Linked DNA regions of Homo sapiens: regions 2 and 3 are each linked to region 1. A link is a contact called in ENCODE Hi-C or POLR2A ChIA-PET data. All regions are on one chromosome and are shown on one strand. The core of a region is the stretch at or near the end of the contact, and the rest is flanking DNA. Distances in the headings are between cores, read along the strand shown.

The links. Hi-C counts contacts between places; a loop is a spot of excess contacts on that map. ChIA-PET counts read pairs that join two places held with the same protein, here RNA polymerase II (POLR2A). Pooled maps may share reads with other maps.
Region 2: a map with no recorded cell type shows a loop between it and region 1 (8-fold over the local background). The contact joins two enhancer-like sites. A Hi-C loop is called at or near these places in 2 of 37 single-sample maps with no recorded cell type and 3 of 50 pooled maps. POLR2A ChIA-PET finds 5 or more read pairs at or near these places in 2 of 52 experiments (WTC11 and activated T-cell).
Region 3: a loop to region 1 is called in a pooled map, with 5 times the contacts of the local background. The contact joins two enhancer-like sites. A Hi-C loop is called at or near these places in 1 of 37 single-sample maps with no recorded cell type and 2 of 50 pooled maps. POLR2A ChIA-PET finds 5 or more read pairs at or near these places in 1 of 52 experiments (GM12878).

The regions. Positions count from the first base shown.
Region 1 is chr12:12,581,712-12,584,411 of GRCh38, forward strand. All of the region lies in intron 1 of LOC107984486 (a long non-coding RNA gene), which reads right to left. Among named protein-coding and RNA genes, the nearest start is that of DUSP16, 20 kb to the left of the region's middle. RefSeq lists an enhancer at 1,732-1,791. Within about 2 kb of position 1,441, at least 8 of the 41 ENCODE cell types and tissues checked have a DNase peak (open chromatin) inside an H3K27ac peak, as active enhancers do; they include GM12878, where a contact is called at or near this core.
Region 2 is chr12:11,979,978-11,982,677 of GRCh38, forward strand. No RefSeq gene overlaps it. Among named protein-coding and RNA genes, the nearest start is that of BCL2L14, 90 kb to the right of the region's middle. Within about 2 kb of position 1,259, at least 5 of the 41 ENCODE cell types and tissues checked have a DNase peak (open chromatin) inside an H3K27ac peak, as active enhancers do.
Region 3 is chr12:11,729,647-11,732,346 of GRCh38, forward strand. All of the region lies in intron 1 of ETV6 (ETS variant transcription factor 6), which reads left to right. Among named protein-coding and RNA genes, the nearest start is that of ETV6, 81 kb to the left of the region's middle. RefSeq lists enhancers at 770-879, 1,120-1,219. Within about 2 kb of position 1,290, at least 22 of the 41 ENCODE cell types and tissues checked have a DNase peak (open chromatin) inside an H3K27ac peak, as active enhancers do; they include GM12878, where a contact is called at or near this core.

The DNA.
Region 1 (2,700 bases), core at 191-2,690:
CCTCAGGCTCCCAAGTAGCTGGGATTACAGGCATGCACCACCACGCCCGGCTAATTTTGTATTTGTAGTAGAGACAGGGTTTCTCCATGTTGGTCAGGCTGGTCTCGAACTCCCGACCTCAGGTGATCTGTCTGCCTTGGCCTCCCAAAGTGCTGGGATTACAGGCATGAGCCACCACGTCTGGTGAGCATTAAAAATTTTGTTATAAATTTCAGCATTAAAAAATGTGTTAATGGTTGATCCTAATTTTCTAGTGGGTAGGAGGTTAGCTTTAGTACCTGATTGAAAGAAAACAGCTTGAAAAACAGGAGAGGCTAGCACTAAATTGTTTTATGACTTTGGGCAGGAGACTCAAGAGAAGGAAAATAGAGAGCCCAACAGGTATTGAGCATCTATTATTGCCAAGCACTGTGTTTGCATATATTATTTCCCTGAGTTTTTACAACATTTCCTGTGGGTCGCCATTGTTACACTTTAAAGATGAGGAAATCAAGGCTCTGAGATGTTAACAGACTCTCCCACAATCGCACAGCTAAAGGGTAACAGCACTGGGATTAGAGTCCAGTACTGCCTAACTCCAAAGCCCATGCATATGCTTTCCACCACCCTCAGCTGCTCTTGCCTTGTTTCCTCATCTACAAAACAAGGGAGTTCAGTCAGATAATCTCTGATGCCCCTCAAGTTCTACCTGCATGGCCTTTGTGGTTGGGAGGAGAAAGGGGAATCAGGGCAGGGTCTCCGGCACTGTGCTGAGTGGTCTTCTTCTGAGTGGGAAAGCAATGAAACCACGTGTCTTACTGGTGCTGTACTGACTCCCTGTCCTGTGAAAGAAGGCTGCTGCTGCTGGCAACACTGCAAATGACGATGGGACTCCCAGGCCCACAGCCCTCAAAAGGAAGTGAGTCTTCTCATTCTCCTTTGCAGGGCCACTTTTTATAAATTTACATTTCCAAAACCAAATCCATCAACATTTACTGTTGAGAATTTTATTGTGCCCAACACTGAGTTAAATGGTATTGCAAGGCTCTATATACAATAGCAAGGAAGTATAAGATGTGGTCTGTATTCTCAGGAACTTACAACTAGCTGGGAGAACACAACACACAAAGCAATTTTTGAAGGACACTGTATAATGCAGGACTGAATTGTGTAGTCCAGATGATATGTACTACAGGAGTGCAGAGAAATGGGCGTTCAGTGGGGGCTACAGCACCCGTGAGAACTGGAGCAGAGACAACGTTATTCACCTTGCATTCTTGACTAGTCTTTCTTGGCCTTTTCTGTAATTGTGAAACCCTGGTATGACTCTTTGACATAGTTCAAACATTCTCTGCTTTGCAGGCTGCAGTGATGTCCTTCATATCACGTCATCTTAGTGCCACTTCATCTTTATTGGCATGTGTGGGAGGAACAAAACCCCAGTGGTATGCAAACACCGTCATGGGGACTTGCTTCAAGCCATGGGAAGTTTCACGCAAAGCCAGTTTCTCAGTAGGGCAAATGTTGTGTAAAAGTACAAGAAGTTTGAGAAACTAGTTAAAGGCAAAGCCTGTCACAGCAAGAATGAGATTTGAATGGGGACACTTTCCTGTCTGTGTCAGGGATGGTCTGATGGTCTACTCCCAGCCCCTCACCTTCGGAGCCCCTGTGCTTAAGTACTTCGCTGACAACATGGCCCAGAGGCGAAAGGACCTTGTCCAATGCAGCAGGAACTTCTTATTCCCAAACCCTCTGCCCACCCTCATAGGCCAGTCTTTTGATAAGAGGCTGTAGACCTGAAAAATTATTCTAGAATGTTGGATCTAATAGATTTAATAGTCACTATATATTTACTGCATGTTCTGAAACAAGGCTGGATTGAGGACTGTTTTCATTTGAGCTGAAGACACAAAATGAATATACAGGAAACAGCAGCTAAGTGTACCTGACAGATTAATGGCATCAAGTGCTAAGCCAAGGGTAATTGGTTCAGAAAAATGAGACACTGATAAGTACAGAAGTAATGAGGGAAAGTGTCACCAAGCCAACGTTTAGGAGAGACCTTAAAAAATGGAAAGAATCTGGATTGGCAGGAAAGAGAAATTATGACATTCTAGAAATGATATAGTACCTACTATTTCATGTGATGAATTATAAATTATAATAGGAAACCATTATCAAAGGCAAGAAAAGTGAAAGATATATTCATGGAAAACCAAAGCAGTCAGCCTGTCTGGAGGAAGGGTGGCATAAGAATGTACATAGCAAAAATTAATGGGAAGTTAAGATCATCTGAATAAGATGAATTCATCAACATACTTAGGCTGGGCACGGTGGCTCATGCCTATAATCCCAGCACTTTGGGAGGCTGAAGTGGGTGGATCGCTTGAGCCCAAAAATTCAAGACTAGCCTGAGAAACACAGTGAGACCCTTTCTCTACAAAAATACAAAACAATTTAGCGGGGTGTGAAGGTGTGCGCCTATAGTCCCAGGGAGTATAGTACTTGGGAGGCTGAGGTGGAAGGACAGCTTGATCCTGGGAGGTCGAGGCTGCAAGTGAGCTATGATCACTGCACACCAGTGTCGGTGACAGAGTGAGACACTGTCTCACACAAACAAACTTACCAAACATATATCAAGTGCTGATTACACTAGGTCTCTTGCTGCATAATTATAATAGTTTACACCTATTAAAGCTTACAATGTGCCTTGCACTGTGT
Region 2 (2,700 bases), core at 9-2,508, 600 kb before region 1:
CCTGTCCTTAGCTCCAGCCTATAGGTTGAGCTGTAGGCAAGCGTGTTCATTCTGGGCCTAAGCTGAGTGGATAACAGCTGCCTGGGGAAAGTTCTTCCCATCATGGTCACTGAGATACAAAAAGATCAAGCTTTAATGCGCAAGCTCTTTTCAAGCCTCTGCCATCACATCTAACAAGTATTCTTTTTGGCCAAACCCAAAGTTAAGGGGCAAGAAGGACACTCCTCCCACCATGAGGTCACAGCAAGGGTGTTGATGAATAATTCTCTTTAAGTGCTGTGATGAATTGAGAATAGCAATTCTATTATCCACTGTGATGGTTAAATCTCCACTGGTTAAATCTTGACCAGTTCCTCTTCTGACTACTTCTGATTTTCTCCTTTGGCTTCCCAGACCACATGCACAACCCCTGCAGGTGAGCCAGAATGCCAAGAAGTCAGCATTATAAGGCTAAATAGAGAAAGAACAAGTTTTCTTTTTGGAAAGTTCCTCCCAACCTGCGATGTGTCAAGACATCACCATTAATTGGAAGGGGACACGATTATGCAAAATAACTGAGTATAAAGAACTTAGAGACAAAAGGGGAGTGAGGGGAGGAAGGAGATGTAGCAGTTTGAACTATACGAGGTTTAAATTAATTTCAACCAAAACATAACAAGCAAAGGATGTTCTCCTGATTATCTTATGTTTACTATTATATTTCAAAGGCAATACATGCTTATTGTGTGTGGGGGGAATCAATCTAGTGAGTAGAAAACACAACCATCTAAAACCCCATCACCCCTAATTAGCTGCCATTCAAATCCTTTATACATGGACTACTTTGGGCATTGGAAATCAAGGTGCTGCTACCTAAACAGTGTCGTGAAAATTTTAAGGCTCTGAGAAAATGTTAAGGCCATTTGAACACCAGAAATTCTTGTTCTCATCTCTCAACTACAAATGCCTAGGTGAGTTCTCGCTTACAGATTTTTTTCAAATTTACAGTATATGCAATTTATTTATTTATTTATTTTTGCAAAAATGGGGTCATCTATTACATACCACTTTTCACATTAGAACAATTTTCCTCATCAACAAAGATATGTCTATATCATCATTTTAAATTCTGCCTTATATTTCATTTATAAATTACCATAAATTACTTAACCAACACCCCATTGATGGAAGTTTAGGTTATTTCCAGTTTTTCACAATTACTTTCTGCATGCATAATAACTCACGTCACTTCATATACAAACTGAGGCATTTATTTTCATTTTCAGATCTAAGAAATCTAAGCAGTGCCTTATTGACAATAAATAGAACCACCCTTGTGGTGTTAAAATGTGGGCAGCAAGAAAGGAAATAGTGTGGTTGGGTGGAGATTAGTCATTTTTGAAAGAGCACGTATGTACATTTTGCACGTTGGTGACAATTCACTCAAAATTTTAAAGAACCCAGCTTAAGTTTTGAATCAGCCTGAAGCACTCCGAACTTCAGATGCTCATCTCAGCCTCTTAAGTCTGCCAACCAAGCTGGAGACAAAACAAGATCTGGCTCCCTGGTGGCCGCCTGGGAATCCTGCCCTTGGCGTCATTTCTGGAAGGGCAAAAGAACCCTACGGACTCTTGTATCACTAGGATAGAAATGCCACCCAGCTCCTCAGCCCATCTCCATCACCATGGCAGTGGGGAGGGGCCTAGGCATTATCAGAATGGGTCAGGACTAGCTCAGAGCCAGTGTCAGGCTGGCTGACTGTAAACTAAGCCAGGCTTTCAAGGGAAGGCTTTTGAAGGAAATAAGCCAACAAAACAGCATCAGAAACTGAGGAACCATTCCTTCTCCAACTCTACCCCCCAAGAGATACCAAGGTCACACAGGATACAGCAGTTGTTGAAATTATTACTGCTATGGAACAGAGCTTTTTTGGCACCGGAAGAAGTCATTCTCTTCTGTCAACCCTCTTTTCCTTTCCCTTGGATTTTCAATCCTCCCCATAGAAAATCAAGACCGCCCAGCAAAGAACATGCTTACCCAAAAGACCACAGTGCCATTCAGAAACAAGAAATTCCAACTCTACCATACATATAACCTTCTATCCATCCTCTGACCTTCTGACTTCATAATGTATCTTCCCAAGATAAATAGATGCATGGCATGTTAAAGCCTAGGAGGACCATGGAGATTGTGTCAATATCTTTATCCTTCAGTGAATAGATGGAGGCCTCAGAGAGGATGAGCAACCTGCCCATGGCCCCACAGAATTGGTGGCAGAGCCCAAGACTGTTGGCCCCCAACCACACTGTCCAGACTTCAAAAGCTGATCCTCTTGCCAATGCCCCCACACTAGTAACAGCCTTTTTGCCTGAATGTCTCTCAGTGATGTCATGAAGACAAATTACTGTCTAGCTGTATGGTTCTTTAGTCCTTGCTGTATGTTATTGTACCTGGCAGGCCCTCATGGAAACTAAGCTGGAAAGAAATGAAGGAGCTCAACTTGGTTAAAACCATTGACAGAACACTCATCCCCCATCTTTTGCTCTCTAGACAACCGCAGGTAAATGTGAGGCGTTTGAGAGAGTTAAGCCTTCTGTATCAGTTAAGCTAAAAGAACAGTTTATTTCATACCCCTAAACTTCACAGGAATAGAACACAAGCTACCAGGCAGCAAGAACAAAGGAACAGACTAGATACATTTATTTTTCAGAAATTTTAAGC
Region 3 (2,700 bases), core at 40-2,539, 850 kb before region 1:
GAAGATAGTGGCCTTTGAACTCTTGACTCAATACAGTCTTGACCTTGGTTAGATACTACCTTGACCTCTGGATAAAACTGTACTGGGCATTACTATTTTATTGATTGTTCTCTCAACAAAACAACCGTATCTTTAAAAAATTTTTTTATCTTACATGTCTGAAGTAGAAGGTCACCTCTTTTGTAGTGAAAAAATAACTATTTTCCCCATGGTGTGCTGAATGCATGGGTTAAAGCAGGTAGACCAGCTGTCCTGGGTTTTATCCCTATGTGTTTTTTGCTGATTCACAAAGGCATTTAATTTCTCTCTACCACGCTTTCTAGGTCTGCAAAATAGAAAGGGGAGTTCATGACCATCTATGCGTTACTGGGGGATTTTTCTGTGCAAGCGAAAATTATTGATGCAACCAGAGGACTTGCTGCCAGCGTCGAGGGGTGCATTTTACTCCCTCTGTAAAGAGGCCAGCAGTAATGATAGAAACACAGTGCATTTGACTCTGACCTTATATTTGACAACTCTTCCTCTACAATCCTTAAAAAACATGCCTCACCATTTAAGAGACCAGCAGCAGGCCTTCAGCAAAGCCCACGGTCTAGGCAGCCTTTGTAGGCCTCTGGGATTGTGGTGAGAAAACCTTATCCCTCTCTTATTTCCTGATAACTTTACATTTTAGAGGTGTCTGGAAAGAAAGGTGGCAGAAAAGCAGCATAACCTGCTTGACAAGTCCTGTACAAACAGAAGTCCAATGAGGCTGCTGCTCTGGGGTTGCCAAGCTCAAGGAAGCCAATTGTAGTGTGCACAAAGGTGCAAGTCACCAAGGCCTCAGAGAGCTCCAAGGAAGCCTGTGCAAAGGCAGGATTTAGAGTTCTAAGGACGGGTTGTCCAGCGCAGCCCAGCAGAGAACCTAGGTCCATAACTGTGGACTCTCCTGTGAGGGAGCCATGTTGCGGGGTGGACATCTGACAGTTGTCCCTGCTCTGTGAACCTGCGACTTCATCCTACAGGTGCAGAGAATGGTTTTGGCAACTCTCTCCACCGCAGAATGTGGGCGGACTTCTGAGCTGGGTTTGATTTTCCTCTTTTGCTTTGGAGTGTACAACAATCAACCCTTTAGAGCAGAAGTAGAGGAATGGAAGACTTTCCCATGGCCCAAGACCCCTCAGTGGGTTGCTGTTTGCTCTTCCCTAGAATATTATAATGTTCAATTTATGCCTCCAGGAGACCAGAGACACACGTTTCCCAAATGTGGGTACAGGTGGCTTTAAGCTGTTTCTGTGAGTAGAGGCCCAGTGACATGTTCCCCAGTGTAACCCCCTCCTTGGTTTCACATCCCCTCTACCCGATTCTAGGCCAAGCCCCTCCAGTGTAGTTGGTGACCCAGAACAGGTGAAAGTGAGGCTGCCTTTTGTAGCACTGCTCTTTGTGAATGGGAAGTGCTGCTGGGGAGAAATGATTTTAAGTGTGAGCTTTGCTGTTAGGGGCAGCCCTCTTTCTCCACTGCAATAAGAAGAGTCATGACTAAGTCTAGAAAGGCAGGTTTTGATCTTTAGGATACTGTGATGTATGAAATAAAGGTATGTCCTTCTTATTCGGTGTTGCATTGTCAGCACCTAACACAGTGTTTAATTAAAGCAAAAATTTTTGTATTGAAAATATAACTAGGTGGAGGAGTAAGTCAGTGCTACTTAAGTGTGAGTATTTGTCTTCCCTGATCAGATGGTTTTCTACGTACTCAAAATTTCATGTAGTAAGAATGCAGGATGCTTATGGAGAAAAGTGAGTGTTGTTTGTTTCTCCTTAATATTTATATATAAAAGCAAGAGCTTATTAAACTTTTAGACGTCTTTGGAGGTTTGAAATTTCCCACTGTTATTCTTAAGAAGAGAAGAGAAAGAATAATTTTTTTTCTTCTGTCTTATTGGCCTTTAAGGAAAAGCGAATTTCAGAAAAACATGGGACGGAACAGGAAGTGTTTACAGGTTTAGTCATACTTGTTAGGTATGAAAAAGCCCCACTGCCTTCTCATATTGTTTCTTTTATGAACTTAACACTTCCTACTTTGAGAATACCTTCCTCCCCAAGGGCTCAAAGCCCTTCATAGTCATTAATTTGCATCTTGCTAATTTTCTTAAAAAATTAAAATGTTAACTACCATTTAGCTGGTATTCTACCAGCTAAAACTTCCAGCTAAATGCATTTTGTCTGTCTGTATGTATTAGCTCAGTTGAAAATGTGATCCTACTGAAGGCAGTAGGGTAACCGGCTTGTCCCAGTTTCCCTGGGATTTCAGTTTTAGTACTGAAAACCCCACATCCCCGGAACCCCTTCAGTCCCAGACAAACCAGCATGGTTGGGTCACCCAAGAAGGCGACCAGTTCAGGTAGCTCTGCATAAAGAGAAGATGTTCCACCCTGCAGTCCTTACCTTAAATCTAGGCAGCTACCTTAAGAATTGACCTAGACAGCAGTGTGTGCATGGCTCAGTGCAAATCTTTAGCATCACCTGGTAGAAGACAACACTGAGCACACAGTCGCAGAACTAGTGCAGTTCGAGGTACGTGGAAATGTCTCTGCAAAGTAATATTTCTGGTTTCTTGTTTTTTTGTCTACCCTTTTCCCCTTTACTGCACTATATGGTGAAAAACGAAAACAAGAACTGCTAACTACCTGATTTCCGAAACAAGAAGTGTGATCTCAAATA